Regions from separate parts of the Homo sapiens genome. Here region 2 is linked to region 1. Evidence: read pairs that join two places in POLR2A ChIA-PET (ENCODE). Cell type or tissue: Panc1. All regions are shown on one strand.

Region 1 (2,500 bases):
TTGTTCTGTTTTTGGAAAGTGTATGTGATAAAGTAGTTTCTGTTTGCTTTTGAATATGGCATCATTAATTTTCTATATACCTACCAAAATTATTATTAGCTTGTGTGGCTGGTTCAGTTTTACTAAGTTGATTAATGTTTCTTCTAGACAAACAGCAGTCGATGAACAAGGAAAGGACCTACTGAAAGATATACCTGTAGAAAGAAAGATTTCCCCAAGGGTTTCAAATTTGATAAGTTAGCCAATATAAAGTATGAAATGTGAAGTTCAGATTTTTCACATAAATTACTTGGCATAATTATGTAGTGTACAACAGACTTTTTTCTGTGGTACTTAATGTAATTTGCTTAAACATAGACATCTTGGGGTAAAACACCTGCCATGTCCCAGAGACCCAGAATAATCTAGATTTTTTATCTTGTGTAGGTTGGACACAGTAAACTTTACTGGTTTTTGTCACTAAATATTAGTAGCAATTTTTTTCTTCATTCTGAACATTTTGTATGTAAGCTACTTTGTAATTTTTGTCACAGAAGAACGAAAAACTTCTTTAAAAATCTTTGTATTACAAGCAGTTTTTTTTTTTTTTTTTTTTTTTTTTTTGAGACAGAGTCTCACTCTGTCACCCAGGCTGGAGCGCAGTGGTGCTATCTTGGCTCACTGCAACTTCCACCTCCTGGGTTCAAGCAATTCTCCCACCTTAGCCTCCCGAGTAGCTGGGATTACAGGCGCCTGCCACCATGCCTGGCTAATTTGTTTTTTTGGAGAGATAGGGTTTCACCATGTTGGCCAGGCCTAGTCTTGAACTCCTGGCTTCAAGTGATTCGCCCTCCTTGGCCTCCCAAAGTGCTGGGATTACAAGTGTGAGTCACCATGCCCGGCCCAAAGTAGTTTGATGCATAATTGAAAATTGTAATCTTATGACTGTGGATAATGGTGCTGTGTCTTCTGTATGACTCATGATAGCATGGTTGAATGACCCGTTGTACACCATGAAGATACCTTTTTGCTTAAAGACTCAGCTGCTCCTAGTTTGGTCTTCAGCTGTCAAATGTATACGTCCTGATGTAGAGTTATATTTTACTTCTCCCCTGCCTCCCTCTCTCTCTCTCTCTCACAAATCCCTAGGTAGTGTCGCCTGCCTCTGGTGGGACCCTATTCAGCGGTTACTCTTCTCAGGAGCATCTGACAACAGCATCATCATGTGGGACATCGGAGGAAGGAAAGGCCGGACGCTGTTACTTCAGGGCCATCAGTGCGTGACCACTTGTGGGGGTGGGGAAAGAATCCGAGTTAGTGGGGAGCTAGTGAAAGGCATTAATAGTCTGATACCACTTTCTGCAAACCCCACGTTCTAAGATGGCAATTATCATTGATAGGGCTCAGTTCACTTTTAACTGCTTTCTGTCAGCCCCGAGTGTCTGATGTTTAGTAGCAAAAAACTAAACAAAACAAACAAACAAACAAAAAAACAAATGCAGGGCTTTCTTCCTCCTTAGTCCAAAGAGCACTTGCCACTTTTTCTCTCAAGGAGTCACCCTGTTGAAATATCTGATTAAGGCAGGCATAGGATAGAGATGCAGGTGAGGACTTTGACCATGGAAGGTTGCATGTAACATGATACTAAGCTGTTGTTGAGCTGGGAGCCTAACTTGTTTTTTGTTCTTTGTTTTTTTATTCTAAAAGATATTAAATTAAGAAATGTTGTCTAGTTTGACAGTGGAATTCACCTGAGTGATACCATTGTATATTTAGGATCTTGCCCTGTAGCCCTGAAAGAAAAAGAAATACATCTTCACCTTGCTTTCTTTTCTTTCCTTTTTGGCTAGGCTGCAGCTGTTACTATAATCACAGTCAAGCTGAAAATTAGCTGAGGAAACATATTATACACAAGTATAACAGGCCAAGAGCTTGTTTCCTTGGGCATCCTAAGGGGTAGTATGACAGGCATGCAGGAGGGACAGAGGTCTTTACCCCATCTGTGTGTGTCTGTGTGTGTTTGTGTGTGCACACTAGTGATCTTTGTGGTGTTTGACTCCTTGTTCATATGAATTGTGGTCAGTAGGGGAGTTATACCTCCTTCGTTCTTGTTTCTGAACAAGTAGGTAAATCTTATGCATCTGAAAGGGAAATCATGTTGATTGGTCCCAAAAACCATAGCCCTCATCAAATCTCTGGCCTACAATTCTTAATGACCGATTTGAAAGTAGTCATATATTTTATAGAAAGTATCATTCTGTATTATGAGTTATAAAATGCCAAGTAAAGTTTATACTAGAATTCATTTTACCATGCTAAATAGTCAGTGGTAAAATACCACTTGCTGATTTTAATGAGGAGAGCAATTTGAGCCTAAATGAAGACAGTTCCTGTGTTTTTCCGCATGGAGACAAGTGACTGTTGTGTGTGCTGTTTGCAGTGACAAGGTGCAGTCGCTGTGCTACCTTCAGCTCACCAGGCAGCTCGTCTCCTGTTCCTCGGACGGCGGAATTGCAGTGTG
Region 2 (2,500 bases), 170 kb after region 1:
GTGGTGGCTTATGCCTGTAATCCCAGCACTTCGGGAGGCTGAGGTGGGTGGATCAACTGATGTTAGGATTTCGAGCCCAGCTTGGCCAACGTGGTGAAACCCTGTCTCTACTAAAAATGCAAAAATTAGCTGGGCGGGGTGGCGGGTGCCTGTAATCCCAGCTACTCGGGAGGCTGAGGCGGGAGAATCGCTTGAACCCGGGAGGTGGAGGTTGCAGTGAGCCGAGGTTGCACCATTGCACTCCAGCCTGGGTGACAGAGCGAGACTCTGTCTCAAAAAATAAAAATAAATAAATAAATAAATAGAGTGAACAATAAATTAGTTTTATTATTCAAGGAACACTTCTGCTCTGTCATGGAACATTTTTGGGAATATGCATAGGGGCTGAGAGAACAGGCGAGCTGTCCTCGGAAACCTCTTTGGATGATGGCTGGGCAGAACTGCAGCTCTGCAGAGAGAGATGCGAGCCAGTGTGTGGAAATGGAAAATGATCATAATAGAAGCCAGAGTTTGTATTTTGTACCGATTCTGTGCTAAGTGCTGTGACCCATTTTTCTATTTTGCCTTTCAAAAATTACTAATCCATTTGTGTGAAGTTTATTATGAAACACTTCTTAGGGCTCCTGGTTACAGCAACCTTCCTGATACTACAGAAACGGCACACGACCCATTCCCTGCTGGAACATGCCTTAGCTTCTACTCCATGCCTGGTTAGGAACTGCCCATCTTCAGCTCCCAACTGAAATGGCATTGCCTTAGTGAAGCCTCAGTTGACCCTGGCAAGATGTTCCAGCTTTCCCTGGAATATTAGTTCTTCATGCCTTCTACCTTGCCTTTCTGGCATATATCACACCTTACATTAATTCGAATGACTAATTAGTCTCTTTCTTTCTTTCTTTTTTTTTTTTTTTTGAGACAGTCTCATTCGCTCTGTCGCCCAGGCTAGAGTGTAGTGGTGGGATCTCTGCTCATTGCAACCTCTGCCTCCTGGGTTCAAGTGATTCTCCTGCTTCAGTCTCCCAAGTAGCTGGGATTAAAGGTGCATGCCACGATGCCTGGCTAATTTCTTGTATTTTTAGCAGAGATGGGGTTTCACCATGTTGGCCAGGCTGGTCTCGAGCTCCTGACCTCACATGATCCACCTGCCTCAGCCTCCCAAAGTGCTGGGATTACAGGCATGAGCCAGGGCGCCCGTCCCATTGGCTTTATTTCTTCAGAGTCTGGTTCAACAACAACAACAAAAGCCAGGAAATTCAAGATAAAAGAAACATTAAGCAGAAGTATTTTAATGACCACTTGATGAAAAAAGTCATTCAGCACTTCGTTATTCTTATTAAAATGAGAATGACTTTTTCATTTTATTTTATTTTTTAGAGACAGAATCTTGCTCTATCACCCAGCTGGAGTGCAGTGGCACCATTGCAGCTTACTGCAGCCTCAAACTCCTGGCTCAAGGGATCCTTCAGCTTCAGCCTCCTGGTTAACTAGGACTATAGGTGAGCACCATCATGCCCTGCTAATTTCTTAATTTTTTGTAGAGATGGAGTTTTGGTATGTTGCCCAGGCTAAGAATAACTTTAATCCATCATGAGCTATACTACTGGTTTACAATTTTTGATTATTTATGCCAATGTTTTCCAGTAGGGCTTCGTAGAAAATTAACTGGAAGTCTGATGAAATTCAGAGAGTAAAAAAAAGAAAAGAAAAAAATCACACTGATGATATCTTGGCAAAAGTAGGGAAATGACCAAAAGAAGCTATTGTTTTACCCACTCAATTTATGGTCTATGAAAAGCAGAACTGCTTCTGAAACCACCTTTGCAAAATTATGACTGAGACAGTGAAAGAGATCTAACTTAATTGACTCCATCTTGCCTCTAACCTCCAAGCTGTTCTTGTTCATTCCTGGGTGTAGGCTAAACTAACTTTGGGACAGACTCAGTTTATAGTTTATAGTTTAAAACAAAGATGATAACAGCCCTTTCCCAAAGCAGACCTCCTTCTTGCCTGGGGACTAGACTGCCTTTGTAAGACTGACAAATTAGCCACAAGATTAGAAATTAAGGTTTAGGAGTCATGCAACTGGAGGCTACAAGATTCTGACCCCCACTAAACTGCTCCTAAGATCAGGGCTTGAGATATTTTGCAGACCCTGCACTTGATGGATCAGCTGGCACCACCCAGATTGATTAACTGGCTCATCTGATCTTGTGGCCCCCACCCAGGAACTGACACAGCACAGGAAGACAGCTTTGACTCCCTGTGATTTCATTGCTGACCTGACCAATCAGCACTCCTGGCTCACTGGGCTCCCCCACCCATCAAGTTGTCCTTAAATACCCTGCTTCCCAAATGTTGGGGAGACTGATTTGAGTAATAATAAAACTCCAAAAAAAAAAACAGAAACAAAAACAAAAACAAAACAAAACAATCCACCACCAACAAAAAAACCCTCCAGTCTCCCGCACAGCTGGCTCTGCGTCAATTACTCTTTCTCTAT

What was found. Peaks named below come from ENCODE experiments on the same cell type or tissue, not always from the same donor. Only the 100,000 strongest peaks of a DNase experiment are listed, where the experiment ranks them.
Region 2: POLR2A ChIA-PET joins it to region 1 with 12 read pairs; 2 of 35 experiments call an interaction of 5 or more read pairs at or near these places.

What each region holds. Positions count from the first base shown.
Region 1 is chr2:223,894,259-223,896,758 of GRCh38, reverse strand. It overlaps WDFY1 (WD repeat and FYVE domain containing 1), which reads left to right. Exons shown (of 12, transcript NM_020830.5): 7 at 1,129-1,255; 8 at 2,420-2,500. Among named protein-coding and RNA genes, the nearest start is that of WDFY1, 50 kb to the left of the region's middle. RefSeq lists enhancers at 742-801, 812-961, 972-1,031. In Panc1, no CTCF peak of the experiment used is centred here; a DNase peak (open chromatin) is centred at 958.
Region 2 is chr2:223,719,869-223,722,368 of GRCh38, reverse strand. No RefSeq gene overlaps it. Among named protein-coding and RNA genes, the nearest start is that of AP1S3, 120 kb to the left of the region's middle. In Panc1, no CTCF peak of the experiment used is centred here; no DNase peak of the experiment used is centred here.